Regions from separate parts of the Mus musculus genome. Here region 2 is linked to region 1. The links are chromatin loops, found by intact Hi-C in ENCODE. Cell type or tissue: gastrocnemius. All regions are shown on one strand. Each heading gives the region's core, and the rest is flanking DNA. Links, peaks and the distances in the headings are about the cores only. Region 1 overlaps Xiap (X-linked inhibitor of apoptosis). Region 2 has its middle 16 kb from the start of Xiap.

What was found. Hi-C counts contacts between places; a loop is a spot of excess contacts. Peaks named below come from ENCODE experiments on the same cell type or tissue, not always from the same donor. Only the 100,000 strongest peaks of a DNase experiment are listed, where the experiment ranks them.
Region 2: a loop joins it to region 1, with 3 times the contacts of the local background. A loop is called at or near these places in 1 of 42 quality-filtered maps.

The regions. Positions count from the first base shown.
Region 1 is chrX:42,101,699-42,117,558 of GRCm38, forward strand. Xiap (X-linked inhibitor of apoptosis) reads left to right here. Exons shown (of 8, transcript NM_009688.3): 7 at 298-498; 8 at 3,093-7,966. The coding sequence ends at 3,286. Among named protein-coding and RNA genes, the nearest start is that of Stag2, 41 kb to the right of the region's middle. In gastrocnemius, for the core only: a CTCF peak has its summit at 6,966 (motif pointing left); no DNase peak of the experiment used is centred there.
Region 2 is chrX:42,044,117-42,059,976 of GRCm38, forward strand. It overlaps a transcript of Xiap not described here. Among named protein-coding and RNA genes, the nearest start is that of Xiap, 16 kb to the right of the region's middle. In gastrocnemius, for the core only: no CTCF peak of the experiment used is centred there; no DNase peak of the experiment used is centred there; H3K27ac peaks cover 1,008 bases.

The DNA.
Region 1 (15,860 bases), core at 4,824-9,823:
GTTTCTCGAGATAGGGTTTCCTGGATGTCTTGGAACTTTCTCTGTAGACTAGGCTGGCCTAGAACTCAAAGATCTGCCTGTCCCTGCCTCCTGAGTGCTGGGATTAAAGGTGTGCACGAGCACTTTTCTTTTCAGCTTTGGAAATCAAAGGCACAGCAACACATATAATAGGCAAACACTCTACTGTTGAACTTATCATCAATATGATAGTCTCAAATCCCTAAACTATTTTACTGTTTAGTTATGTTAATGAAAATACTTCTACTATGTTCTTTCTCCACCCAACTTTGATTTCAGATGATACCATCTTCCAGAATCCTATGGTGCAAGAAGCTATACGAATGGGATTTAGCTTCAAGGACATTAAGAAAACAATGGAAGAAAAAATCCAAACATCCGGGAGCAGCTATCTATCACTTGAGGTCCTGATTGCAGATCTTGTGAGTGCTCAGAAAGATAATACGGAGGATGAGTCAAGTCAAACTTCATTGCAGAAAGGTATGCATTGTTTGTTTTTATAGGAAAATTCACCTTGTAGCCCATCCATTTCCTTTATAATATCCCCATAGAATAAACACTTTTACTCTTTGAACTTAGTATTATGGTTCTCTTATTTCAATGAACAACCAAAATTACAGCAGATAAGCTACTTCTAGACAGTTTTTCTTTTATCCTTTTTTCTTTCTCTGGGTGGGGTGGGGGTTGGAGACAGCTCTGTATAGCCCTGGCTGTCCTGGAATTTGCTATGTAGACCAGGCTGGATCTCAAACTCAAGTGATCCACTTGTTTCTACCCCACAAATGCTGGGGTTAAAGGCGTGAGCCCCACACCCAGCCTGAAGGCTGATTCTTTTCTTTTTTTTTAAGATTTATTTATGTGAGTACACTGTAGCTGTGCAGATGGTTGTGAGCCTTCTTGTGGTTGCTGGGAACTGAATTTTTAAGACCTCTGCTCGCTCTGGTCAACCCCGCTCACTCAGGTGGGCCCCGCTCGCTCTGGTCAATTATTATACATAAGTACACTGTAGTTGTCTTCAGACACACCAGAAGATGGTGTCAGATCTCATTACAGATGGTTGTGAGCCACCATGTGGTTGCTGGGATTTGAACTCAAGACCTTCAGAAGAGCAGTTACCTCTTACCCACTGAGCCATCTCGCCAGCCCTGAAGGCTGTTTCTTAAGAAGAGACTAGAACAATCCTTTTTGTCCTTTTCATACCCAGAGAGCTCAAATATGGCAGTACCTCTCTCTCTCTGATTCAAAACTCCTCAGCAGCTCTCAGAACCCTCAGAATCAAGTCTCAGTTCTTCCATGATTTGTCACATCTTTAAGGGTCAACTCTTGCCGACCTTCTGTATCTGGTCTGGTTTCCTTCATATTCAATTACCAGTTTTGACTTACGCGCTTATATGCTGTGCTCTGTCTCTTGCAGCATGCTTCAGTCATTTTTTTCACCTTCGTTTAATATCATTGTCACTGTTTAGCATATCGTGATTTTCTGTTTACTTATGTTCCCAATTTTTCTGTGAATATTGGGTGCCTAAAGTGTATGTATGTACTATTTATTTTATACCAAATGCTCAAGTAAGTGTTCAATAAGTGCTTGCTAAGGAAGAACAAGATTAAACTTGATTTCTAAACACGTTTTGGAAATAATGTTCCCTCCAGGACATAAATGCCATGAAAAGGAGTGATGGCAGCCATGGGGCACACACCTTTAATCTCAGGATTCAGGAGGCAGAGACAGGCCACGGCTAAATAATAAGACCCAGAATTTGTTTTGTTTTGTTTTGAAAAGGATATATACAAAGTTTAATAGGGAAATGCATTGTGTTCCCATAATGGGATACATCCAGTGAAATAGTTTCATGTGACTCGTCCTAGAAGTTAGAAAAACCTAGCAGAGCTAGTGCAGTTGATCAGTGGGTAAGGTGCTTGCTTCCAAGCCTGAAGATCTAACTTGAGGACTAGAAACCTGGGAACTGTATGGTGGACAAAGAGAACCAACTCCTGAAAGTTGACCTCTTCACTTTGTCACATGTGCCACAGTGTATGCGCTCACACAAATATAAATACATGTAATAAATTATTTTTTAGAAGGAAAGAAAACTTGTTTGTGAAAATGCCACAAGAGGTAGGTATGTGGCACAATGAATGGTATACAGTATCCTGAATTTTCAGGATGCTAACCACCCCCCCCCACACACACACACACACACACACATCCCAAAGGGGGAAAAACCTTCCAATTCTCATTTGAAGCCAGATTTATAAACCATTAGTGTACAGTGATTACAAATATAGTTAAAATATGTAATTTATTTGGAATAATGCCCAGCATATAATATTTATGTTCTATTACTGTTGATTATTGTTGCTGTTATCATATATGACTACAAATCATAGTTTTGTGGCATATTTGTTAGCATTTCACAAAATCTGTTTTGGCAAAGGTTCAGCTATGCAGCTACTTCAGTATCCTCTAATTACACCCAAATGTTTTTGTGTGGATAGCCTGCCAACATCTTAAATGTACTTGCAACTGTAAAGCCTTTACCTTCTTCTCTATTTCCAATAGTTCTCACTGCCTCCTTAACCCTGACAAACCCAACTAACTTTACCTGCGCTTTCTCTCTTCAGCCCTCACATCGAAGCACTAAATCCTACCTGTCCCACAGTAGAAGCAGCCTTCAAATAGACCCCTTCCTGGAATTACCCATGCCTTTCAACATGTTTGTACAGTTCCCTCATCTTTGCTTTTTCTGCCTGGTCATTTGTTGCCACACCACTGCAGTCCTGCTTATCACGATGCCTTCCCTAGCCACCCAGACAGAAGAACTTGTTCATTTTGCCCCAGAGCACTCTGTATGTAACTTGATTATAGTATGTTCTACTTTGTTCTTACCCTCTCTGGCTGTATCTCACAGCCTCTCCCACTAGCACACAAGCTACTTAAGAATTGCTGCTATGTCTGAGTCATTTTCGTGTCTCCCAGGACTTGAGTGTCTGGGACACAGGAGGGGGTTCAATGTTTCAACGAATTTAAACAACAAAACCAAAAATTAGTATATGTTGTTTTTCTTTTTACACAGACATTAGTACTGAAGAGCAGCTAAGGCGCCTACAAGAGGAGAAGCTTTGCAAAATCTGTATGGATAGAAATATTGCTATCGTTTTTGTTCCTTGTGGACATCTGGTCACTTGTAAACAGTGTGCAGAAGCAGTTGACAAATGTCCCATGTGCTACACCGTCATTACGTTCAAGCAAAAAATTTTTATGTCTTAGTGGGGCACCACATGTTATGTTCTTCTTGCTCTAATTGAATGTGTGATGGGAGCGAACTTTAAGTAATCTGCATTGCATTCCATTAGCATCTGCTGTTTCCAAATGGAGACCAATGCTAACAGCACTGTTTCCGTCTAAACATTCAATTTCTGGATCTTTCGAGTTATCAGCTGTATCATTTAGCCAGTGTTTTACTCGATTGAAACCTTAGACAGAGAAGCATTTTATAGCTTTTCACATGTATATTGGTAGTACACTGACTTGATTTCTATATGTAAGTGAATTCATCACCTGCATGTTTCATGCCTTTTGCATAAGCTTAACAAATGGAGTGTTCTGTATAAGCATGGAGATGTGATGGAATCTGCCCAATGACTTTAATTGGCTTATTGTAAACACGGAAAGAACTGCCCCACGCTGCTGGGAGGATAAAGATTGTTTTAGATGCTCACTTCTGTGTTTTAGGATTCTGCCCATTTACTTGGAATTTATTGGAGTTATAAATGTACTTATATGAGTATTTTTAAGTGATTTCGTCATCTCCTAAAAGATATTGAATGGTAGACTACCATCTAACCAGCATGTACTGACATGGAAAGGCAACACAGATATAGTTAAGTGTAAAATACAAATGGCAAAACACTGTATCTAGTTGGAGCCAAATCAGCTTGTGTGTATTTTGTATCTGTACAGGACAAAAAGGTTTGAAAATATAAGTATCACACTCTTAAATGTATTTTTTCTTCAGGGGGTGGGGGGTGGGTCTTAGAGGGGCTTATAGAGCCCTTCACTTTATTTTTTCATTTTTTTCTGTTTAAAGGTTTTATAAGTATGTATTACTTTTATAATCAGAGTTCTTAGTAAATATGTTGCTGATTTAAAGGCTTAGGCATGTTCAAACGTCTGCAAAACTACTTATCGCTCAGTTTTAGTTTTTCTAATCCAGGAAGGCAGGCCAGTTAACTTTTCTGGTGCCAATGTGAACTTTAAATGTTTTTATTTTACCTGCTTTGTGGATGAAAAATATTTCTGAGTGGTAGTTTTCTGACAGGTAGATCATGTCTTTTTATCTTGTTTCAAAATAACTATTTCTGATTTTGTAAAATGAAATATAAAATATGTCTCAGATCTTCCAATTAATTAGTAAGGATTCACCCTTAATCCTTGCTAGTTGAAGCCTGCCTAAGTCACTTTACTAAAAGATCTTTGTTAACCCAGTATTGTAACCATCTGTCCGCTTACGTAGGTAAATGTAGACGCCTGGTGTATATGGCTTGTAGTTTTAGTGTTGGCTCTCCGTGTTGAGATTCTTTCTCAGTGTCATTCTGTGTCCTACAAGTTTCATGTAGGTTTCGATGTTAGGATGGTTAAGATGTATATAGTACAAAATGTTCAGTCTTTGATTGTTTTATGTTTGTTTGTTTTCATGACTAGTAATGGTAGTGGATACTTTAAAAATATTTTCTGAAGATCCTTAAAACCTTGGAAATTGTAACATACTGAGAAGAGTGGTTGTTTGAATATTTTTAACAACTTGTATAAGTCAATATGAATACAATCAAAAGCTAAAGTGCTTCATAGAACACGGGATTTACCTTAAGTAATTATCATGAGAGACCTCTTGTAAAGACTGGTCTATTTTACTACAGAGAACAGTTTGAGAGTGAAACTGTTACAATTTAGACTTTTTGTTGTATTTTCTAAGAGAAAGAGTATTGTTAGGTTCTCCTAACCTCTGTTGACTACTATGGTAAGTGATGTTATTTTAATTGCAAATTTAAATAGAAACCAACAGAATTAAGTAACTGACTGTCTCTCTCTCTCTCTCTCTCTCTGTCTTCTTCATGAAAATCCTTAGTTCTGTATACTGCCTTCTGCTTAGATTTAGTTATATGATCATTAGGTTACATTTGATCTAAGTTGACTAAGATTTCAATTTCAATTTATATTTCAAGCATTCTGCCAGGGAATAGTTTTAAAAATTGTTTCCAAGGCACTTCAGGTACAAGTCATATAGGTAGTTTGTTTAATCTAGTCCTTAGCCTAGGACTCAAGGACTGAATGTTTTCAAATAACACTTTTCTTGTTCTCAGAGCCTCAGTTCATTAAAACTCTTTTAAAACCTGTGTGCTGAGAGTTAAGCAAGACCTCTTTTCTTGTCTTCATGAGTTGCGAAATTGAATTCATGGAGCTGATGTGGCTAACAAGTTTATTTTAGGAATTGTTTAGAAAATGCTGTTGCTTCGGGTTCTTAAAATCACAGCACTCCAACTCTAATCAAATTATTGGAGACTTAGCAGAGCTGGTCTGAAATCACACTAAAAAAAAAAAGGTACTGGATCCTTTCCAGTATGGTTGTGTAAAAAATGGTCACTCGGAAGGTCACAGAATAACCGGCTCTGAATCACCACCCCTGAGAGAGTTCAGTGTCTGCGTGCTGATGGTCTTTTGCTGTATAAAGTTCATTCTAGAATTTTGAAGTAACCACCCGTTTTACTACATATTAGTCATGTGAATTTTGAAGTTATTTTGTAATAGTTACTTTCATTTGTTATTTACTGTGTTGATCAAGATGTGTGTGAGTGTTTAGCATTTATTAAAGTATTGTCTTTCCTCCTAGACTTTTGCCTCTTCCTGTAGTTAGGGGTAGAGGTGAGGTGAGTGGAGTGACTACAATGTGATTCGCTGGGGTAGGACAGTTTGTTGTCTTGTTAGTCACAGTGTGTTGCTCTGTTTTTTATTTTAGTAAGATTTATATTTTGAGCTCTCTGAATGGAAAGTGCCACTGCAACCTTAGCTGCATGCATTGTTCCCATTAGACCTAAGTCTTCCTGGACTTCTGAGTCCCCAGATACTGGATAAAGGAAGAGGAGAGATGGAGTAGCCTGTCTGTCACTGCTATGAGAGAAGCAAGAAAGTGGGTAGAGAAATACTTCACATTTTAGTCACATCTTCTCTTTTTAAAAAGGTAGCCATCAGTGAAGGAAAGAACTAGTCAAAAATAGGCTTGACAACCTGAATTCAGATCCCCAGAACGGGCATAAAAGCAGCCAGGTCATGGTTAGTGCACTCCTTTAATCCCAGCATTTGGGAGGCAGGGGTAGACATATCTGGGTTTGAAGCCAGCCTGATCTACAGAGTGAGTTCCAGGACAGGGAACCCTGTCTTATTCATAAAAGAAAACAAAACAAACAAAAAGCTGAGCGCACTAGCCCAAGCACCTGTAATCCCAGAATGCCTACATGAAACAGGAAGTAGCTAGGAGAATGCCCCAAAGCTCATGGTCAGTTAATGGCTTATGTATTAATGAAGAGGCACCATGGTAAACAAAGTGGGAAGGTGAGAGCCCACCAACATCCACAAGTTATCTGCTGCCTCCACACATGTAACATGGCAGGTAACCACTTACACCCAGACACATACACAAAAGAGAGAAGACCAAGAGTGTTAACACAAGAACATCTTATATACTCTTAAGTGTTAACTCTCATCCTACAACTTAGAATCCTCCATGGCTTTGTCTTGATGGAAGATCTTAGACTAAAGCTTAAAAGAGGCCCAGAACTATTACTCAGTTAAGAGTACTTGCTGCTTTTTCAGAGGACTTAGGTTCAGTTCCCAGCACCCACATGGACAAAGACACATGTAGCTCTGGTGCCCTCTTTTGGCCTTCAGGGGTGCATGCATGTGTGTATACATACACAGTCATACACAAGTACACATAAAATAAAAGTAATCTTTAAAGCTTAAATGAAACTCTTTATGTTAACTTTTACTCACTATTATTTGTTTCTCTGGATGCTTCTTGTAACAAAGCTATAAATTGTAATAAATAGTTCAACCCTTTAAAAATATTTAAATTACCTTTTCAAAAATTAGAGAAAGTATTCTTACTAAATTCAGTCGAATTTTTTCCAATAGAAACAGTCAACTTATTACCATCTTAATATTTTAGTTTGGCTCTGAAACATTTAGTGCAATGTAGATTTCTTCCTTATATAATAAAATCACTGACTATCAGAGCTAGAAATGACCTTAGAAAGTCACTTATTCACACTACCACCACCACCTTCATTTTATTGTTGAGGCAACTTAAAGGAAAGGTGATTGGCCCGAAGCTATATAGCTGATTAGTGATAGATTCCTTACTGGAAGTCTCAGGTGTTTGTCAACTCTTCATTCTATTACACTCTTATCAGGGCACAGTAAGTGGTGCTTTGTAGTTTCTACAGTAAGACGGTTGCTGATACTTTCAAATTAAACAATATGACAGTAATGCTTGAGTGGTAAAGTTCTCTTTTGGAGGCTGAAATTTGCAGATGTGAGTACAGCTGTTTGGCATTTACTATGTGCTTATGTATTATTAATGAGCATTTAAGATTACTCTGTAAGTATATTTTATCACTGTCTATACTTACCAACAAATTTGCATTTTGATGTAATAATGGCTTTCGTGTAATTTCTGTTTTGGCATTTTTGTTATACTTTACCTGAAAAAAAAAAAGACCAATTCTTTTGTCATGTGTTGTACTATATTTGTGAATATAATTTTATGACTCGTTTATGGAAACTCCTTTATGGAATTGCTTTCTGCTCTATAATCTGTCATTTGTTGTAGATTAAAGCTTATTTTTCTGTGAATAAGACTTATTCAATAAAGCACTATTCTTTAAAATGTTATCTTCTTTGTATTTGATTTGTTTTGTTGAGAGGATCTCATGTATCAACCCAGGCTACTGGCCTTAAATTCCGTATGGATAAGGGCGGCCTTGGATTTCTTCTGATCCTCTCTCCTCTACTTCCTTAGTGCTGTGACTACCCGGTATATGAAGCATTGAGAATCAAATCCAAGACTTAATTTTTTATTTTTATTCATTTTATTATTATTATTATTATTGGTTTTCCGAGACAGGGGACAGGGTTTCTCTGTATAGCCCTGGCTGTCCTCTATCTCAGAAATCCGCCTGCCTCTGCCTTCGGAGTGCTGGGATTAAAGGCGTGTGCCACCAGGTACCCTTACCTCCTGGACCACACACAGGCACATACCCCATTCTGTGATACACTGCACATATCAGCCAGGTGGTATGTCCATGACTTTAATCCCAGTACTCAGGAGGCAGAGGCAGGCAGATCTCTGAATTCTAAGATAGCCAGGGTTACATAGAGAAACCTGCTGCCACCCTGTTCAAAAAATGAAATGAAATAAAAAGGGAATGAATCTTTTTAAAGATACATTAAATTTGGGCTAAAAGTGTGGTTCAGTGGCAGAGTACCTGCTGCTGACAACAGTGACATACATGAGAACCTAGATTTAACCGCCAACACCAGGGGGAAAATGAATAGTTGACACCACTCTCCTCTCAGAGTAGCCTGTCTGTGTTCAAAGATCGTACAGCCACTTTGTAAAAACAAAGTGCCAGCAGGGGAGGAATAAGGAGTCTATGAAGCACTGCCCCATTGAGGCAGGCAGCAAAGGGATTTTTGTGAGTTAGGGTACATACTGGCCAGAGTTTCAAAATATGTGAGCAGTCTGGTATGATATAGGCTCCCCTGGACAGAAATTTACAAGGAGCAGTTTCAAGTGACTGTTGCTCTGTCCCTTCTAATAATCCACAATACAGGTCCTTAAATGAATTATATTCCAGCCAGGGATGATGGCACATGCCTGTAAATGCAGCATGTAGAAGGGAAAGACACAAGTTCAAGGCCAACTGAGGATACACGAGACCCTGTTTTCAAAAAGAAAAACTGATTTCAGGCTATCTGTGTCAGGCCTGGTTAATCTTTGACAGTATAATCACTGTCAAAATCATTGCCATTATCAAAAAACAAACAAGCCTTTTCACAACACATCCACAATATATTTAAAATAGGGCCTTAATCTCTAGCTCCAGCTGGATTTAAACTTGGCTGAGTCTAGGTATGAACCACTATTTCCAGCTCCCTTTCAGAGCATGCCTTCCTCCTTAGAGTATCCATGTGAGCTTTTCAGTGACACCAGGATGATCCCCAATGCTCACTGACCTTAAACTACTCTGATCAAAGGCTAGCATGATAGTTCAGCAGGGAAAAGGTACCAACAAGCCCAATGACAAGTTTGAGTCTCAGAACCCACAAGGCAGAGTAGAAATGACCCCTGCCTATTTAACTCTGACTTCCACGTGCACACTAGATCACATATGTGTGCCTGTACAAGAATACTGCACACACCCATACATAAGATTTTAAAAAACTACCCTTTAATCAAGCAATGAAGGTTAAAGATTTGAAAGCTGAGCTGTACGTGCTGGTAGATGACAGCAACCGGATGGGACTGTGCAGACCGGATCCGCATTTCTACAGAGCCAACACTACTACGACAAAATGTGAGCCGTTAATTTGAAAGGAAAGAATTTCAGAATTGGAAGGAGTTGGCCTTTCTAATTCATAATAATTAAGAGTTCTGATTCTTCTTCAGTTCGGAAATTTTTAAAGTGTGACACAAAAAAAAAAAAAATAGAGGACTCAGTCTTTCGATGATGAGAGTATCTATCGTTTGAAACAATACATGTCCATCTATATTGTAACCAAAATAACAGTCTCAATAGGTATAAGGCTAGGTGACAGTTTATTTAGTATTTTCAGTCTTTGTATGAGATTCCCAAAACAATATAATGGATCATAATTAATGAGAATAGCAAAGAAAATATTTTGCATGGGCCTATACTTGTTAACTTTAATCTTCTGTTTTATATTGGAGGAATACTGGTTTCAAATAAATAAATAAGAACCCAGGAGAATTAGATTTTCATTATTGTTTTTCCCCAGAAGAATTTAAATTGAAGAAAACCTAGGATATAATTAAATAGGACACTGTGTATTGAAACAGAGGTCTCTTTCAAAACCTAATTTCCAACGTAGCTCAAGTTGGCCTGCTCATATTGCAGACACACATGCACCATAATGTCTGGCTTTCAAAATCTTAATTAGTTCAATAGCGTTAATTTACTGTCAACATGTATACGTATATTTAGAAGGATGAAACCTAGAGAGTCACTTATACTAGGGAAGTTCTCTATCACTGTTATATTCCTAACCCCACAAATATGTGTTCTACATGGAAAATTAGTGATGCACATTTAAAAATAAACTTTCATTGTATATTCATTTCTGTGTGTACACGAGCACCTGCTGTTTCTTTAGCTTTATTCCATTACAAGGTACTAGGGATTTCTTTTTAATTCCCCTAGTTTATTATATAAGGAGATTTGCATTCTTGACTAAGGCATCAAAAATGTATTTTCTCATTAAATACTGGAATTTATTTTGCCAGAAATTAGGTTCTGCTTCTGGCAAATCAGTAATGATTGTCCTGAGGGGAGAGAGAGAGAGAGAGAGAGAGAGAAAGAGAGAGAGAGAGAGAGAGAGAGAGAGAGAGGACGCAGAAGTGTTTTTTGTGAACACCAACTGATATTCAGAACTACTATTAAAACAACAGACTCTGCCCCCACCCCATAAAGTTAACCTTTTTTTTTTTAAGTTAATCTTCTGAAGTAAGGAAATAATTTCTAAAATTATGTTTCATTGAATATTCAAACATGGATCATGGCTCTTTCTTTGTAAAAAATTAACAAATGTTTACGTTAATCATTAAGAGAATGTCCTAACAGATCTGGAAAAACCTGTTTTTCTTTCAACATTTTATTTGATTATTAAGATGAATATACTCTACTGTAATTCTTAGCTTTCTGTTACAAACTTTTCAGATGTTACATTTTATGTGAGCTGTAAGAATGGAAAAAGCAAGTGCTAACAATAGTTATAAACCAATACTTTCCACTAAATGAAATGAGCATAACAAAAAATAATTCATAAGGGTAGCCATTCCTGTTTCTTCTTCCCTCTGGGATTATGAAGAACATGTGACAAAATGTACATGAAAGATATTTAAAAGGACTAAACCCTCTGTGCGCCTGAAGAATCATTCATCTAATTAGAGTGTGTGAACTAATTACAGGTTAGTTTCACACAAAATGAAACAGTTGAGGACCAGTGTCTGATTAATCAGGGATGTAAGATGATGAAATGCATTTATGGCCATTTTCATAGCTCTCAAAATGCTTTCCATCTATTTTCTCATTCCCTTCCACTCTACATCATCAAGTGTTGTGCTTAAATCAGAAGAATATATGTAATGGCTCAGGGGATGTTGGAGAAATTGTTGCTGTGTAGAATCAGAAAAATTATGTTCTCAAACCATGCCATTCAATTGACCTTCAAATAGGGAGGTGGGGGTGTAGTTTAGTGGTAGAGCACTTTGTCTAGTCCTGGGTTCAGTCCCCAACATTACAACAAGAACAACAAACCAGTAGTGACCCTCACATAAAAATTTGGAGACAGATCAGTTTTCTAACATGTGACTATAAAAGCATGTAAAACATATTTGGGCATGATAATTTATGTTCTCAAAGGGTTTCTTGGTACATCACTAAGATGAATTTTCAAATTCACTTTACCCACTTCATAACTTCCCTCTCAAAGGAACTGCCCCTTGTAATTCTGAAAATAGTGAAAAAGCCACAGTGAAGTTAGCTGACTTACCCAAATTCCTGCAGGTAAGTAGAGCCAAGTCACAAGAGCCTTTGCTTCTATTACACTTCTTTCATGTGTGTATGTGTATCCATTCTTTTGCTACTTGTGGCTTCTTTCTTCCACTCTGCCAATGGTGGGGAAGGGAACATCGTTATCCATCGACTCCTTCCTGCTGAATAGGGGTCTAGAGTTCCTTGGGACATGTTTAATCTTCACTATCAGGATACCAAATGTCTTCTTGTTGTTTCGTCTTTGCATGTGACCATCAAACCATGACTAACAACAACCAGCCCTGCCTCTCAGGGACCTAGCATTTATACTCTCTGAAAAGTCCCTAGAATTCCAAATGTCCCACAATCACAGAAACTATCTGCAGCTGGCAAAGTCACGCCCCTGCTGGAGCATGAGACAAATCATAGTCAGCTGCTGTGGACAGTCGGAAGTAGTCCCATATCCCACACCTGATTAAAACGAAAGCACATTCCCATAATTTTTCTGTGTTTTTCAAAGAAACCAAAAATTTCACTACATGTATGGGTGTGGGTATGCATACCACAGAATATATGCAGAGGTGAGAGGACAACTTGTGGGAGACGGTTCTCTACTTCCACCCAGTGGGACCCAGGGATTGTCCTCAGGTGGTCAAACTTGGCTGTAAGTGCCTTTACCCGCTGAGCCATCTCGACCACCCAAGAACCCTTACTTCTACTCTTGTAACACCATGTCATTGTGTCTCTTATTCATTATATCTGTGCCATGTATATAATTTTCGGCTGAGGAGCCCTAGACATAGAGGTTATATGACTCACCAAATCATATGGTGAATCACCAGTCAAGCTGTTCCTATAGGCAGGAAAGCTGTTTCTAGCTAACTTTAGGCATTAGCTACACTGGCTGCCTTGCTGTCTGACATGTATGCTTCCAAATCCAGGCTCTTGGATTGTTTTGTTGTTGTTGTTTTGTTTGTTTTAGGTTTGGGGTTTTTGTAGGGTTTTTTGTTTTTGTTGGTGGTGGTGCTTTGGTTTGTTGGCATGGCAAGACATGGCTGGCCATATGATACCAAAGCACAAAAACAAATTATAGGTGATACATGGGTGTGCGGAGTCCTTAATCTGCCTGGTTTAATTTGAGCCCTGCCTGTCTAGGTGATTAAATTTCAGTTTTGGGGGGAATGGCATGGTAGGCATCGGTGGTGCACTCAACGCAGAAGGATCTGGAATTTGAGGCCACACTGGGTGACATGCTGAGACTGTGTCTCCAAGCAAACAAAAAGAGAGTTTGGAAATGGGTCCTGAGGGTAAGTAGGTCAGTAACAAAGGGTTTACCTAATGTGTTTGAAACACTAAGTTCTATCTTTAAACTATTTTATTACATTGACAAGGCAAACATTGGATGTCAGGATGTTGCCACATGTTACCCTATAGTCACTGTGTTCCCAGTGGTGAGAACATTACCTAGACCATTAGAAGGTCGTTACTGGACACTAGGTTCTTTTTAGCTCAGTGCATATGTAGATAATGTGTTGAATGGACATCGTATGAAAGAATGAATGAACACATGAATGAACAATGGAATGAGGAAACTAAAAGCTGAGCATGGAAAAAATTATTTTCTTTGGGGAAACTATATTAGTAACATTTTCTTTTGCTAGATCACTGAAGGTATTGTCCATCATGGTAGAGCAGGGTGTTGGTGACAGTGGCTGGAGCTGTGGTCTCAGGAGCAGATAGATGCCTTGCTACACTACCTTCATTATCAGGACATAAGAGGGTGTGCTGGTTTGTATATGCTTGACCCAGGGAGTGGCACTATTAAGAGGTGTGGCCTTGTTGAGTAGGTGTGTCACTGTAGGCATGGGCTTTAAGACCCTCATCCTGGAAGCCAGTCTTACACTAGCAGCCTTCAGATGAAGATAGAGAACTCTCAGCTCCTCCTGTACCATGCCTGCCTGGATGCTGCCATGTTCCCACTTTGATGATAATGGACTGAACCTCTGAACCTGTAAGCCAGCCCTAATTAAATGTTGCCCTTAGAAGAATTGCTTTCATCATGGTGTTTGTTCACAGAAGTAAAACCCTAACTAAAACGAGGGGGAATGTTGGTGCTCAACTTGGCTCTGTCTACTTTCTGATTTTATTCAGCCCCAGACCCCAGTCCATGGGGTGATGCCACTCACACTCAGGCTAAGTCTTCCCTCCTTTGTTAAGGCCTTTGGGAACTCTCACAGACACACTCAGACGTCTGTCTCCTAGGGGAGACAGTGAAGATGGAGAATCACGTGGGGCAGGGCTTCACTATGTAGCCCAGGCTGGACTGGGTGTCTCAATCTTACTGCATCTGCCTCCAAAATCTAGGGATTGCATGCACCCTGCCACGTTCTTTGCAAAATGAACATAAAACATCTACTGTGTGCCAGCAGGCTGTGTTCTAGACTTCCTGTCATAGAGTGTTGAAGGGCAAAGGGAAGTTTGTCTACTTCAAATGGTGTGGGGGAAGCTATGACTTAAATGTTCAGAGAAGGGAGCCCTGAAGTGGAGGACAAGAGTTCTGGCTGCAGAGAAACAATCCATGTCAGAATCACAAAGCTGGGCTGTTGGAAGAACTGAAAAGTGGGAAGATTTGTTTTGTTTTCAGACAAGGTTTCACTATGTTGCCTATGTAGGTCATGCTGATTCTGCCCACTCAGGCTCCCAGGTAGGTAACTGGCAGTACAAGTGCACCCTGCTATGCCCAGTCTTAGAAATGGAAGTTTGAAGAGGACTGAAGGCATTTATTGAGAATCTTCCAGCCTGATGTGCTGGGACGGGAGATCAGTGCTCTTGTGTATGTTGGACAAGCACAGTATCTCCGTTAGCCGCATCAGCATCACTACGGTTCTTCATATGCACTACGTCTTTTGGGATATCTGTTTAAGATAAATTTGCTCTGCTTCCCTCTTCCCCCACTGCCACATTCAAGGAATGAAGATTAAAGGAGGTGCACTGAAGATCAGAGAAAGAAATTCGTTGTTTCCACAAGCTGGTTTTGTGGTGTAGGTTGGAACATAAGGAAAACAATATCCTTCCACTTCTAGTCTCAATCTTTTCTGAGGTGGATGAACTATATAGGCCTTCCATAGGCTCCTCCTTATTGAAATCAAATGACTCTGGGACTGGAGAGATAGTTAACTGTTCCTAGAGGACCCAAGTTTGGTTTCTAGCACCAACATGAGGTGGCTCACAACAACTTGCAACTCCAGCTCCAGGAAGCAGCATCCTCTTCTGATCTCTTTGGCTACCTGTGCACATGCAGCACACACAAACAGACTCACTGACACATATACACATTTAAAAAAAAACTCTTAAAAAATCCCTTTTAAAACAAGGTCTCATTGTGTAAGCCTGGCTGGCCTGAAACTCAGTATGTAAAGCAAGCAGGCCTCTACCTCACAAAGATCCACTTGTCTCTGCCTTCTAAATTCTGGGATTGAAGACATTAGCCACCAGCTGGATGGTGGTGGTGCAAGGCTTTAATCCCAGCCCTCAGGAGGCAGAGGCAAGTGGATTTCTGTGAGTTCTAGGACAGCCAAGGCTGTACAAAGAAACTCTGTCTTAAAAAAAGCAAAAGCAAACATTTTTTTTTTTTTTTAGTTAAGGTACTTTGTCTACTGATCCTAATGAGATTATTGTTAGCCTTTTAATTTTATTAAACCAAATTGTATTATGTGCTTGCTGGAAATTCTGGGAAGTAGGATAGAAAAAAGCAGACATAGAGGGTTGGGGTATGGCATGTGCTTAGAATACACAAGTCCTTGGCTCCATTCTCAGTACTGGGCAAAAAATAAAAAGTAAAAATAAAAAATGAAAAAAGGAGGGAGTGCAAATGTCCTGTGGTATGATGCTAGAGTACGTGGTATAGATCTTAGCTTCTTAAACTGTGTGTAACTGGCTGGCCCATATGGAATCATATAAACAGATGTGTGAGTCATGAAAATTTAGCAAGGATTTCTAAATGTGCGACAACA
Region 2 (15,860 bases), core at 6,270-11,269, 56 kb before region 1:
CCTAGCTTGAGTTCTATCACTGAAGCTAACATAGTGAAGGATGTGGGGAGCCGCCCTCACATTCGCCGTTACAAGATGGCGCTGACATCCTGTGTTCTAAGTGGTAAACAAATAATCTGCGCATGTGCCAAGGGTAGTTTTCCACCCCATGTGCTCTGCCTTCCCCGTGACGACAACTCGGCCAATGGGCTGCAGCCAATCAGGGAGTAATACGTCCTAGGCGGAGAATAATTCTCGTTAAAAGGGACGGGGTTTTGCCATTCTCTCTCTTGCTCTTGCACTCTTGCGCTCTTGCGCTCTGGCTCCTAAAGATGTAAGCAATAGAGCTCTTGCTCTGGCTCTTGCACTCTTGCTCCTGAAGATGTAAGCAATAAAGTTTTGCCGCAGAAGATTCCGGTTTGTTGCATTCTTCCTGGCCGGTTGCGAGAACGCGTGTAAGAGAAGGAGAGAACAGAACAGACTCCAACAAGCTGTTCTTTGACCTCCACATGTGCAAAATAAATAAATATTTTAAAAAAGCTAAACAAACAAAAAAAGGGAAGTGGAGACTCGGGGAATTAAATGCTCACGGTTATCCTTGAATCTCTAACAAGTTCAAGACCAGCCAGGGTTTTTTTTTCAAGGTGTTTATTTGTCTGGGGGAGCTTTGTGTAACATAGGCTGGCCATGGACTAGGCCTTGAGAACGACTTTGGCAAGCAGGTGCCACTGTGTATGATTGTATGAGGTACTGGGCATAGAACCCAGTGCACTGCACATGCTAGGCCAGTGCTCTAGCAACGGAGCCATATCCCAGCCCCCCTTTCCTCAACAGTGCTGGTGTGATGTCCCCATTCAGTTTCCCTTCTCCTCCTTCTTTTCCCAAGTGAGCCTGCATCCTTTCCCCACCAGTTGACTCATGCTAAACCTCAGAAATCACACTCGAATCACATGTAAAGCGTCTGACAACCCAAACAAAGGAGCAAATCCATATATCGATGTTAAAGTGTACATACTGTCAGGCCTGGTGGCGAAAGTCCTTCATCTCAGCATCTGCAAACACGAGCCAGGAGGCTCAAGAGTTCAAGGCCAGCCTGTCAACTTCTCCATTCGTTTAAAATGTTTCACAATAACACATCAAAGGGATAATGAACAAACAGGATCCATGGCAAGAGCGCCTCCCTGAGTCCTAGTCTTGTGTCTTTCTCTGTTACTGACAGGGGGAAAAAGAAAGGAAAGAGAATTCGGGTATCTTAGGATTCGGAAATGAGAACCACAGACATATATAGGTGTCTGCCACCAAACTTGGCAACCAGATATCCACCCCCAGAGCCCCAGAGTGGGAGAGAACTGACTCCAGAAAGCTGTCCTCTGACCTCCACAAGACATGGCACTTGTACATACATGAAAGAGGGGGGGCAAAGTGGGGAAGGGAGCTGGGGTAATGGCTAAGCAGTTAAGAGCACTTACTGCTCTTCTAGATTCTAAAGGAACAAAGTTTGCTCACAACACCCATGCCTCACAACCTCCTATAACTCCAGCTCCAGGGGATCTGAAACCCTCTTCTGTTTTCTGTGGGTGCATGCACATACATGTGAACAAAAGTAAATCTAAAAGGGCCAGGAATGGATCACGTGCCTTTAATCCCAGCAAATAAGAGGCAGAGGCCGGTGAATCTCTGTTAGTGTAAGGCTGGGCTGGAGAGATGGCTCAGCTAAGGTTAAGAGCACTGACTGTCCAGAGGTCCTGAGTTCAATTCCCAGCAACCACATGGCAGCTCACAACCATCGGTAATGGGATCTGATACTCTCTTCTGATGTGTCTGAGGACAGCTACGAGGTACTCACATACAATAATAAATAAATCTTTAAAAAACAAATTCAGCGCCAGGCATGGTGGTGCACGCCTTTAATCCCAGAACTCGGGAGGCAGAGGCAGGCGAATTTCTGAGTTCGAGGCCAGCCTGGTCTCCAAAGTGAGTTCCAGGACAGCCAGGGATACACAGAGAAACCCTGTCTCCAAACCCCCCCCCCCAAAAAAAATCAGCAACCACTTGAAAGTAAAAAAGCTACCTTTAAAAAAATTACAGGCCAGCCAGAGCTTCATAGTGAGACTCTGAAAATATCTTTAAAAAATTAATCTTAGAGCTAGAAAGATGGCTCAGGTGTTAAGAATCCTGGCTGCTCTTCCAAAGGACCCAGATTTGACTCCGGGCACTCACATGTTAGTAACTTTCTGTAACTCTATTTCGGAGGACCCCAGTCTCCTTCTGACCCCCTTAGGACATGCATGTAAACAGTGTGTAGACATGTAGGCCAAACACCCAAACATATAAAATGAACAATAAATATTTTTTTAAAAATTAAATTTAAAATGAGCAAAATTTAATGAAAATAGGCTTTATAAATGAGCTAGTAGTTGTTGTTTACAAAGGCTATATTAATATGCTTTCATCTGAATTGAAAATAAAGTCAGATTGTTTAAAAATGCAAATCTCAATCGACAGGATTTGTTTTGAACAGTTGGAGTGATTCTGCCAATGAGATTATATAATTTATATATATATATATTTATAAATATATATTTACATTTATTTATATATATTTATATAATATTTGTGTAAATAAATGAATGTAAGCGAGCAGTTCCGAGGCATTAATGAAAGCATATTCAAAGCACAAGGGAAGATAGGAGCATTTCCTGTTAAAGTCTACAGCAGTAAAGATTGCTTCAAATTATCAATAGCTTCTTTTCAGGACTATCTGACTATATCAAAGGAATGAACCGATCTTCAAGTGAGACAATAGAGGAACTCAACTATTGGTCCCTTAATAAGCCTCTTGGTATAGCTCCTAGAAACTGTAAGTCACATACAACCCCACAGATTGAGTGACAAATAGTTTGCAGTTCCAGTGGATGCCAATCATTCGTTTTTGCCAAATTTAAGGGAAAGTCTAATTAAGTAGATAGATTACAAAATATCATTTCTAATAGGTCACTATGTGTCTTTTGTGCTTTCTTTTTTTGCCAGAAGTCTCAGGAAGAGTTCAGATGAGTAAGTGGCATTGCTGTTACAACACATTATTCCCATTTTCCTATGTGTTTGAACAGGACTCTTGATATATTATGTCTATAAAAATAGAGATAAAGGTGGGACTTGCAGTGATGGCTCAGTGGTTAAGAACACTGGCTGCTCTTTCAGAGGACTCAGGTTCCATTTCCAGCACACATACACACCATGTGTAACTTCAGTTGGGACCCACTTCTGCTCTCCACAGATTACAAACATGCATGTGGCCCACAGACATACATTCAGGCATATGTATAGTCATGTGCATATAATAAAAAATAAATCTATTTTTGATAATCAGAAAGCAAGAACCAAGACTGAGGAGATGGTTCAGTGGTCAAGAGCACTTACTGGAAACTGGGTGTAGTGGCGCATACTTTAATCTCAGCACTTGGGAGACAGAGGCATGTGTCTCTGTGAGTTTGAGGCCAGCCTGGTCTATAGATTGAGTTCCAGGACAGCCCAGGGCTACATAGTAAGACCCGGCCTTGAAAACAAAAATTAAGAACACATCCTGGTCTCTCAGAAGACCAGAGTTCATATCTCAGTACCCACATGGGGCAATTCACAACTGCCCCAGCTCCCAGTGCCCCTTTATGGCCTCTGTGGCCACCAGTGCACGAGCGCATGTGCGCCAAAACACACACACACACACACACACACACACACACACTATTTAAAAAATAAAAAACCAAGAACTAGGATTGATGCTGAATTCTGTCTGTCCCATTCTAATGACATAGTACTCATTTATACCTACGCAAAGAAAAAAATGTCTAAAAGCTAAAACTTATGCTTGCTAATAAAGTACTCTTATGTCAGGAGGCCTAATGTATTCCAGGCTAGTATTGACAGTGTAAATGACAGTGACCTTGGACTCTTGATCCTCTTGTGTCCACATCCCAAGTACTGAGATTCCAGGTATGTGTCACCATGGTATTCTAAAGAATCATTTTATATTCATTTTTGCTAAAAAAAAAAAAAAAAAGAAAAAAGAAAAATAAAAAGAAATGTGATCAGTAAAAAAAAAAAAAAAATCTGCCCTCACAGATTGGAGAGATGGCTCAGCAGTTAAGAGCACTGAGCTGCTCTTCCAGAGGTCCTGAGTTCAAATCCCAGCAATCACATGGTGGCTCACAACCATCTGTAATGGGATCTGATACCCTCTTTTGGTGTGTCTGAAGACAGCTACAGTGTTCTCACATACATAAAATAAATAAATCTTAAGAAAAATAAAGCCAGAGCCGGGCGTGGTGGCACACTCCTTTAATCCCAGCACTTGGGAGGCAGAGGCAGGCAGATTTCTGAGTTCAAGACCAGCCTGGTCTACAGTGTGAGTTCCAGGACAGCCAGGGCTATACAGAAACCCTGTCTCGGAAAACAAACAAACAAACAAACAAATGAAAAAAAGAAAGAAAGAAAGAAAAGAAAAGAAAAGAAAAGAAAAGAAAAGGAAAGAAAAGAAAAGAAAAAGGAAGACTGTCCTCACTCTAGTTGCCATAACCAAATATTACAGACTGGGTAATTGAATCAAGGGACAGTTATTTTCTCATGGCTGTAGAGGTTAAAGGTATAGGACAGAAGCATATGGGCACAATCACTGTCATGTTGAAAGATCCTGACAGAATGTAAAAGGTCACAGAAGCCCTGAAATTGGCAAGATAGATGTCACTGTTAGCAGAACTAGCTTCACTGATTTAGAAAAATATAGGTGCACAATGCTCTGGCCACTCCTTGAACCCGTGTGTCTGCCAATGTTTTGACCGTTCCTTGATCCATGTGTGTGCCCACTGATGAAGCCCACTGCCAGGTGTTTGTGATATTAGTTGCTGAGAAAGAGTCGGAAAATCTCCCCAGCAACCACAGCCCGGCCAATCCTGAGTTGCTACACCTGCACCAGACTCTTTCCTTGTACCCCTCCCATACCCATTTCTTGAGAATAGACATTGTTTAGAGCTGGAAATCCCCTACTCCCCCCCTTCTCCTTTCCCCCCTGAGGGCCTATAAAAACTAGGACCTCTTTCCCCTCGAGGTCGACTCCTCTACCCCTGCGTGGGTTATGAGTCGTCCCCAGAGCTCTGGTTTTCCCTGAATAAAGCCTCATGTGGCTTACATCAAGCTTGGTCTATCATGAGTTCTTGGGTGTCCGCTATTGTCCTGAGGCCTGAGCGAGGGGCTCCTCTCGGAGTCTTTCAATGTAAATGTGTAGGCTTCTGATCCCCATGTCCCCACATAAGGATTCTCACAGACACAGATCTTTTTACAAGGGCGCCAATCCCATTGTGACACCCTCCCCATACTCTCAGACCTCTCATTTAAACCTAATTATTTCCCAAAGTCCTTATATTCAAACACCCAGTGGCAGTTATACTTTCAATATTTAAATTTGGGGAAGAAATAAGTCAATCCATGCATTTTTTAATAAAGCATAAAATCACATTACATTAAGATGAAATCCAATGGGGTAAATATAATGAAAAAAGAATTAGAATTAAAGATCACTTATATAACTTCCTATTATTGATATTGTTTTAATATGAAGATGGTTATAATTATATATTTTTAAATATTTATTTATGTATATAAGTACACTGTAGCTGTCTTCAGACACACCAGAAGAGGGCTTCAGATCTCATTACAGATTGCTGTGAGCCACCATGTGGTTGCTGGGATTTGAACTCAGGACCTCTGGAAGCAGTCAGTGCTCTTAACCACTGAACCATCTCTCCAGTCCCTGATTATAATGTTTTTGAGACAGGGTTTTTCTATTATATAGCCCTTGCTGTCCTTGAAATCACTATATAGACCAGCTGGCCTCAGAGTTCTGCCTGATTCTGCCTCCAAAGGCTGGGCTTAAAGACATGTACTACCATGCTCAACTTATTTTTGCTTTTTATAAGTAGTTTTATGTAACCCAGGCTATCTTCAAATTTCCTATGTATTGAAGAGAACCTTGAACTTCTTCTGATCGTCTTGCTTCGCATATCTCCCAAGTGCTGGAATTATGAGCATGTCCAACTGTGCTCTACTGTGTGTGATTGATTTTTTTTGCGGGGGGGGGGGGGGGGGTTGAGACAGGATTTCTCTGTAAAGCCCTGGTAATCCCAGCCCTTGGAAGACAGAGGCAGAAGGATCATCAGGAGTTCAGGTTCATTCTATGTTAATCCAAATTAGATGCCACCCAGGGCTACGTGAGACCTTATCTTAGAAGAAACAAAAACCCAAGTGTGGTGCTGTGTTGCACATCACTACTTAAGGTAGCAGGCTACCGCCAGGCATGGTGGCACACGCCTTTGATCCCAGCACTCCGGAGGCAGAGGCAGGCAGATTTCTGAGTTCGAGGCCAGCCTAGTCTACAGAGTGAGTTCCAGGGCAGCCAGAGCTACACAGAGAAACCCTGTCTCGGAAAACCAAAACCAAAACAAAACAAAAAAAACAATCAAACAAACAAACAAAAAGGTAGCAGTCTACCATGTCCAGGCTCTCCTCTGAGCCTGGTGCAAAATGGAGGACTCCTTTTTCTTAGTGGGGCTTCCACTTCCCTGCCTAATCTGGGGAGCTGGGGCCCCCATTCTTCTACCTGAGGAATGTCATATAGTCCTTGGCAAATGTACAAGTTCAACTTCCTCTTTCCTGATAAGAACCCACCCAGCAAGCACTTGGGATTCCTGGAATGCCTCTCCATACAAATGAAGCATTCACGGCACTTTAAACTCAAGCCACTTACTCTGAAAACTACTTTCCACTCTCCAAGGTTTATATATAGCCCTTGGTCACCTCAGATAAAGTGTACTTACACAAGCTAGTACTGTCTAAGGGAGTTAAAATCCTTGGTGAAGCCCCCCACCCACACATACCCCTGCACTCATGCCCAGCCTGTCCAGGATCCTGCAGACCCTACCTGTTCTGTATTCTGCTTCATGCTTCCAGACTGGTGTGCAGGAGTGCCTGGACACCCTGCCAGCTGAAAGAGGAAACAGAGGATGCAGGACCACAGCTGGATCCCAACATGCATAGCACAGTGCAGCATCCCTGTAATTTTGGCACTTGAGAGGTATGTGAGGCAAGAGGATCACTGAAGATTTGAGGCCAGGCTGGTGTATATCACAAGTACTAGGCTAGTTGAGGCTGCCTGCGAGGCTGCGTGGTAAGACCCTGCTTCAACAGAATGAACACAGAAATATCTTTACGTTTTATAGAACTAGGGGTTGAACTTAGCCCTTCACACATGCTAGGCAAGGACACTCCCACTGACCAGTAACCTTAGTCCTTCACTCAGCAATTGGATATTGCTGTGTTACCTAAATTGCCTTTGAACTCCTGAACCTAGACAATCACCTGCTTCAACCTCCTGAGAGTCAGGACTACTGGCACATCCTAACACCCAGCTAAATGTATTTTTAACCGATATATAAAAGCATAAAAATTGTGCATACTTATTGGTTATCAAGTGATAGTTAAAAACATTGTCTATGTGTTTAAATCATGATAAACTATATCTTCTATCAGTTTCACTTTTTTAGTGAGATTTTTTTCAAAAGCCTGATTTGTTTTGTTTTGAGACAAGATCTCATTGTGTAGCTCCAGCCGCCCTCTAACACACAAAGATCTTTTTACTTTAGCATCCAGTGCTGGAATTAAAGGCATGTCACCAGACACACTAGAAGTTCTTATTCCTATTCAAATGCAACTTAATTACCCATTAATTAACCCTTTCATATCCCTCTCAATCCCTTACTCTCTCCACTCTCTGTTAACTACCATTCTATCGACTTGTATGAAATCAATTCTGTCTTCTCTGTGTAGCTTATTTCACTTAGTATAATTATCTCCAGTTCCATTCATGTTGTCAAAAATCCCATTTTTTTAACCAATCAGCAGTTGATAGACACTCCGGTTATTTCTGTTTCTCAGTTATTATGAATACCTCTGCAGTTAATGTGAATATGGAATGCAGATAACCCAGAAGTATGATTGCTGGATCACAATTTTTATGCTTTTATTTATATATCGGTTAAAAATACATTTAGCTGGGTGCATAATCAGTTCCAGGTCAGCTTAATCTTAGGAACGTTCTTTTTCTTGTTTCTTTCTTTTTCTTGTTTGTTTCCTTTCTTTACTTTTCTTTTTTTTTCCTTTTCTTTCTTTTATTTCCCCCAAGACAGGGTTTCTCTGGGTGACCTTGGCTGTCCTGGAACTCACTCTGTAGACCAGGGCTGGCCTTGACCGCAGAGATCTGCTTTCCTCTACCTCACAAGTATAGGATTAAAGGCCTGCATTACCATTGCAAGACTTTTGTTGCTTGCTTCCTTCCTTTCTTTCTTTCTTTCTTTCTTTCTTTCTTTCTTTCTTTCTTTCTCTCTCTCTCTCTCTCTTTCAGATTTATTATTATAAATACTGTAGCTGTCTTCAGATGCACCAGAAGAGGGCATCAGATCTCATTACAGGTGGTTGTGAGCCACCATGTGGTTGCTGGGATTTGTACTCAAGACCTTCGGAAGAGCAGTAGGTGCTATTAACTGTTGAGCCATATCTCTAGCTCTTTTGTTGTTTTCTTGAAACAGTGTAACTCAGCATAGATCTGACTGTTCTGGAAGTCACTGTGTAGATCAGAACTCCGACATCTGGCTTCTGGGTTAAAGTCACAATACCTGTCATGTTAGGAACTTTCATATGGCTGCTTTCTTTCTTTCTTTCCTTCTTTCCTTCCTTCTTTCTTTCTTTCTTTCTTTCTTTCTTTCTTTCTTTCTATAAAGATTACCTCCCATCTTTAAAGATTTATTTATTTTTAATATTTTTATTACGTATTTTCCTCAATTACATTTCTAATGCTATCCCAAAAGTCCCCCATACCCTCACCCCAGCTCCCCTACCCACCCATTCCCACTTTTTGGCCCTGGCATTCCCCTGTACTGGGGCATATAAAGTTTGCAAGTCCAATGAGCCTCTTTCCAGTGATGGCCGACTAGGCCATCTTCTGATACATATGCAGCTAGAGTCAAGAGCTCCGGGATACTGGTTAGTTCATAATGTTGTTGTACCTATAGGGTTGCAGATCTCTTTAGCTCCTTGGGTACTTTCTCTAGCTCCTCCATTGGGGGCCCTGTGATCCATCCAATAGCTGACTGTGAGCATCCACTTCTGTGTTTGCTAGGCCCCGGCATAGTCTCACAAGGGACAGCTATATCAGGGTCCTTTCAGCAAAATCTTGCTAGTGTATGCAATGGTGTCATCGTTTGGAGGCCGATTATGGGATGGATCCCTGGATATGGCAGTCTCTAGATGGTCCATCCTTTTGTCTCAGCTCCAAACTTTGTCTCTGTAACTCCTTCCATGGGTGATTGTTTCCAATTTTAAGAAGGGGCAAAGTGCCCACACTTTGGTCTTCGTTCTTCTTCAGTTTCATGTGTTTTGCAAATTGTATCTTAATATCTCGGGTATACTAAGTTTCTGGGCTAACTGTAGCTGTCTTCAGACACTCCAGAAGAGGGCATCGGATTTTGTTACGGATGGTTGAGAGCCATCATGTGGTTGCTGGGATTTGAACTCCGGACCTTCGGAAGAGCAGTCGGTGCTCTTAACCACTGAGCCATCTCGGCAGCCCCTTCTTTCTTTAGATATGGTCTTATCCTTCAGATTAAGCTGACCTGGAACTGATTATGCAGCCCTGGCTAGTCTTACACTTGTAGCAATCCTTCTGCCTCAGCCTCCCAAATGCTGACATTACAGGCATGTGACCATGTCTCCATATTGTTTTCCATAATGTCCGTGCTAGTTAACATCTATACCAACATTTGTACCAACTACACACAAAGGTTCTCTCTTCTCTGCATCCTGATCATCATCGTTAAATTTGATTTTTTTTTTTTTGAGACAGGTTCTCTTTCATCTTTGGTGAATCTCAAGTTCACTATGTAGCTGAGGATCTTGAACTCCAGACTCTCATACCTACCTACATTACCCTAGTGCTGGCAGTGCTGGCACGTGTCCGTGTGCCCAGCTTTATGAAGTGGAGAGATTAACTCCAGGGCCTTGGACATGCCAAGCAAGTTCTCAGGCAAACCATAGCCCCAGCCCTTGCTAGTTTTTAAAACAATTATGTTTAAGGGTCTGAAGGGATATCTCCTTGTGGCTCTGAATTTATTTCCTGATGATTAGTGATGGGGAGGGCTTTTTCCCCCCACATACCTTTAGATGTGGTTTTGAGCCGGGGTCTTGCTATGTAGCCCTGTACATCCTAGAACTCACTATGTAGCCATGGCTAACTTCAACCTCACAGAGATCCTCTTACCTCTGCTTCCCAAGACCTGTGCCTTTAGCCACTTTTGTATCTTCTTTTGAGAAACTTCTGCTTAGACATTTTTTTCTTTTTTTACATTTTATAATTGAGTTGTGTTCTTTTTGCTTACTTGCTTTTAAAGCTGAGCCTTTCCAGGTAGCCCAGGCTGGCCTCAAACTCACTCACTTTTTGCAACAGACTGCTGGAATTACAGGTATGCTTCATCAAGCTCGGCTTGAAAGCATGTCTTTTAGAAACACTGCTACTCTCTCTGCTGGGAACTTTCTTGTTTCCAGGGTTACTGCAATCATTTCCTAAGTTCCATTTCATTTATTCCCTCAAATCCTTTCACTATATTATGCTGTCATAGTGATTTTCTTAAAGCCAACTTCGATTTCAAATTCTTTGTGATGAGCCAGGCAGAGTGCTCCAGGCCTGCAATCCTAAGACCTGGGAAGCCAAAGCTTCAGCATCACAAGTTAGAGCACAGCCCGTCCCAAGGACACATAAAATACAACAAAACAAAGCACAAATCTAGGCATGCTTTTGATGCTTTCGTTGCTGTAAAAGCATTCCGAAAACATCACTGCACCATAAGCCTACCAAGTCTGGTGATGTACACCCATGCTCTCAACTGCTTGGGAGACTGAACCAGAAAGGTGGAACCCAGCCAAGGATATATAGCAAGTTCAAGGGCAACCTAGTGACACCTTGTTTCTAAATTTAAAAAAAAAGGCGGGGGGGCTGGTGAGATGGCTCAGCGGGTAAGAGAACTTACTGTTCTTCCAAAGGTCCTGAGTTCAAATCCCAGAAACCACATGGTGGCCTACAACCACCCATAATGAGACCTAACACCCTCTTCTGGCGTGTCTGAAGACAGCAACAATGTACTTATATGTATAATAATAAATAAATCTTTGGGCCAGAGCAGTCAGAGACTGAACAAGCAGAATTGACAGGAGTGAGCAGATGTCCTAAAAAAAAAAATTCAATTCCCAACAACCACATGAAGGCTCACAACCATCTGTACAGCTACAGTGTACTCACATAAATAAATAAATAAATAAATAAATCTTTTTTTTTAATTAACTTAAGTATGTGGGGGGATGTCAGAGGATAAAATTTTTAAAAAGTAAATTGACTTAGTAGTGAGTGAGTGAGTGAGTGAGTGAGTGTAAGCCAGAGGAAACTTTGGAAGTCACTTCTCTCTATGTACTATGGGATCAGATTAGGGATTGAAGTCCAATCATCAGGCTTGCATGGAAAGCATTTTTCACATTTTTATGTTTCTGAGCGTTTTGTCTGTGTGTATGCGTGGGCATCATGTGCATTCCATGGAGGCCAGGGCAGGCAGTCAAAACACCTGGGACTGGAGTTGAGATGGTCGTGAGCCACTACGTGATTTCTACAAACCAAACTCAGGTCCTCCACAAAAAAGAGTAAGTAAGCTCTTAACTTCTGAGCTCCAGCTGAATGGAAAGAGAGAACTTTGGCCATAGTTGTTTTATTTTATTTTGTGGCTCTGTTTTATGAGACAGGGCTTCACATAGCCCAGGCTTACCTTGAACTCTTCATCTTCTTGTCTCTACCTCCGAAATGCCGCAGTGGCCCATACCTGCTTTACCTGATGCTGGCAAAAGCATTCAACCAATTAAGCTGTATTGTATCCTCGAATTCTTTTTATTTATGTTCTGATCACAAGCGTATCAGAGTGCCAAACATGCAGGATGTTCTTTTTTTTTTTAATTTTGCAATTAATTAATTTATTTTTATGTATGTGAGTACACTGTTGCTCTCTTCAGACACACCAGAAGAGGGCATTAGATCCCATTACAGATGGCTGTGAACCACCATGTGGTTGCTAGGAATTGTATTCAGGACCTCTGGCCATCTCTCCAGCCCTTGCAGGATGCACTTAAGTTAGGTTCCCTCTAAAGTGCTCTTCCACTCATCTCCAGAGCCCATTCCTGCAGTGATGTCTGTCTGGTGAAGTCAACAAAAGGGGTCCTGGATGCAGATCCAAGCAGACTACATTAGACTTCAGCATTAATTTAGTTTTTAAAATAAGGCTCTCATGTAGCCCAGGACGGCCTCCAACTTGCTATGTAGCCATAGCAAGTTCTGGGTTTGGTTGGTTGGTTTTTCCTTTAAGACAGGGTTTTACTGTGTAACTCTGGCTGTCCTGGAACTCAGCTAGACTGGCCTTGAACTCAGAGATCCACCTGCCTCAGCCACTTAAGTGCTGTGCTTAAAGGTGTGCGCCATTATTAAGCTGGGCTGTGGCTCTGAACTCTGGTTACTCCCGTGTCTGTTTCCTAAGCGCTAAGATTATAGGTATGTAGCATCACAACTTGCTAAAACTTCCCTTCTTGAAGGACAACCGAGAATTGGGTAAATGAAGCAGCGGAATTTAAGTTCAGGTCAGAACATAATAACACATAGAAATGGAGCTGCTGGCATTTACTGTGTGTTTTACTGTGCTCATACTATGTTAATTGTATGACAAAGTGACAAAGGCTCTGTCCTTAATCAAACTGGGGTCTGCCTCCTCTCAGACACTGGATCGTGTCCTAAGTCCAGTTAGTCCAGTTTTACTAAGAATTTGAGTCTCTAGCAACCACTGCCCTCAGTATCTGATCAAATCGCTCCCTCTGTGCTCATCACTCTGGTCAGCCCCCAGCAAGAACTCCTCTAGATTTGACATTTCCTCTTGGCAGTTTTCCATTTGTTGATCCTAGCCTTTCCCTTGGCTATTCTTCCTTCCTCTGTTTGAAGCTGAATCTAACTTCCTTCCTCTGCTGCAAAATTCCGTTGCAGTGGGTCATCATTACCCATCACGATACAGCCTTTCTTTAACAGATATCATGAAAAGTATTTTAACAATAGATGACCACATCTGTTCTTCATGTAACCTCTATGAGAGGCGTAATTTGTTAATACCATTTCACTAAATAGAATCCTGGCGACCGACAGTTGGAGTTTCCTGAGGATTCAATATTTAAAACAACTGGGTGGGGGGAGGGGATATAAAGAGCAGCAGAGGCTCGGGAGAACTACTTTGGGCCAGACTCAAAATTTTTGTCTTAGTCCATTTGAGTTTCCATAACAAAAAAATACCAGATACAAAACTTGTTTGGTATCAGGGCAGAAGACTTGAAGTCGTGTTGTCATTGTTGTTGTTTTCTAAGGATGAAGTCTCAGGTCAAGGAGTGAAAAAGTTCACTTTCTTCTAAGGCCTTGGTTCTTTGCGTGCACATTTGTCACCTTCTTTCCTAGGCATTCATATGGTCACTGTGTGTGTGCATCATTGATATTTCTTTTAATGGCCTCCTCTCCTATTATAAAGACATCAATCAGGTATTATTAGGTTCCACTATGACAGCCACACTTTAATTTAGATACATCTTCACAGGCCCTGTCTCTAAATGTAGTCACATTCTTAAATTCTAGGAGACAGGGATCCAACATATAAATTGGGGCAGATACAACTAACTGCATCCATACATGGCTCTGTAAAGGATTTGAACTTTAACCTATAGACCAGTTTTTCTGAAGCCTGCTCGTGAGTCAGAATCACCGGAAGATCTTTTGGGAAACTGATGGGACTAATTCCAGGATATGACTCAGATTCAGTCACTCTGGGCTGTGTTCTAGGGAGAAGTTTAGTTCCTCTGCCCTTTCTAGTTGATTCTGGTGCAGTCCGGTTTTTCTCCATATCTCCACCCCAGGTACTAAGAATTGAGCAGAGGTCCTTGCATGAGATAGATAAGCACTTATCACTGAGTAATATCTTCAGCCCTTTTTAAAATTCTGAGGACCAAGCCGGGTGGTGGCAGCACACACCTTTAATTCCCGGCACTCTGGAGGCAGAGGCAGGCAGATCTCTGAGGCTAGCCTGGGTCTACAGTGTGAGTTCCAGGACAGCCAGGGCTACACAGAGAAACCCTATCTGAAAAAACAAACAGGCCAGGCTTGGTGGTGTACGCCTTTAATCCCAGCACTAGGGAGGCAGAGGCAGGCGGATTTCTGAGTTCGAGACCAGCCTGGTCTAAAAAGTGAGTTCCAGGGCTACACAGAGAAACTGTGTTTCAAAAAAATCAAAAGAAAAAAAAAGACAGCGAAGTATAATCATATACATATAATAAATAAATAAATAAATAAATAAATACATCTTTTCTTGAAAAAGATGATGGGGGGGGGGACTGGAGTGATGGCTCAGTAGTTAAGAGCACTGGCTGCTCTTCCAGAGGTCCTGAGTTCAATTCCCAGCAACCACAGGGTGGCTCACAACCATCTGTAATGGGATCCAACGCCCTCTTCTGGTGTGTCTGAAGACTGCTAAAGTGTACTCACATATAATAAATAAATAAATAAATCTTTAAAAAAAAAGATGATGGAAGGTGAGAATCAGCTCCTGAAAGTTGTTCTCTGACCTCCAAACCCAGAGCATTGCACACAAACACCCATCCTCACATGCCACACGCACACACAATCACAATCACCGAAAGAAGTAAACATTTTAAAATGGGGGAAAAAAAAGTAACAGACAAAAAGAACACTTAGACCACAGTGTCTAAGTGTTAGCACTTAGCAGACACTAACTGAGACTATTTACACTTAAGATATGAACCCAATCAGCTCTTTGGCTTCTAGTTCATATTCTTCCCATCTAAATACACATCCCATTGTCCATATTGACCCCCAACAAGTCAGCTTTCCTCCTGGATCTTTTATCCAGTAACTCCAGTAGATTTTGCCTTCCCTGAATCCAGACTCACAGGGCCGATTCCCTGACCTTGGGTCTGTTTTGATAGTGTTGGCTCTTTAAACACTGAAGAGATTGAATATGGATAGCCATAGGACTGGTCCAGTATATAAAATATAAGGGACTTTCCCCTTAGTTTGAGATGACTCTAGGAGCTTTTCCCCTACCCCCAAACTGTATGACCCCTTCCCTGGAAGATAAAGGCAGGGAAGGAAAGGGAGGGCTTGGGAGAGACAGCGGTTTGTCAGCACAAGATAAGGGCATTTTATGACTACACAAAGAGAGGAAATTGCAGTTACAAAGAATGTGGGAAAGGTTAACAAGGCAGACATCAGAGTAAAAGTCAGGAGACAACTGGGTGTGATTGGTCCACACCTATAGTCCCAGAAAGTCAGGAAACAACTGAAACAGGAGTAATCCCAGGAGGAGTCCCAAAGCAGTCTGGACTACAGTATGAGAGCTTGCTATGGAAAAGAGAGAGAATGAGAAAACAAGGGCGGTAGCGAGAGAGCTAGGGAGAAATCAAAAAAGAAAGGAAAGGAAAGAAAGAAGCCACAGGGCAGGAAAGTAAATGCCAACTGATTAACATGAATGATCTTCACAAAGGCGGTCCTCTGACTGATACCAACATGACCCTTGGCAGGTATGTATCCCTTCCTGTAAAAGGACACAGAACAACAGTTCTAAGGGCAAAGTCTGGGCTTACTCCACTCACATGGTTTCACTCAAAGCAGTTCTGCTTTCTATCTATTATATTTGGGCTTTATC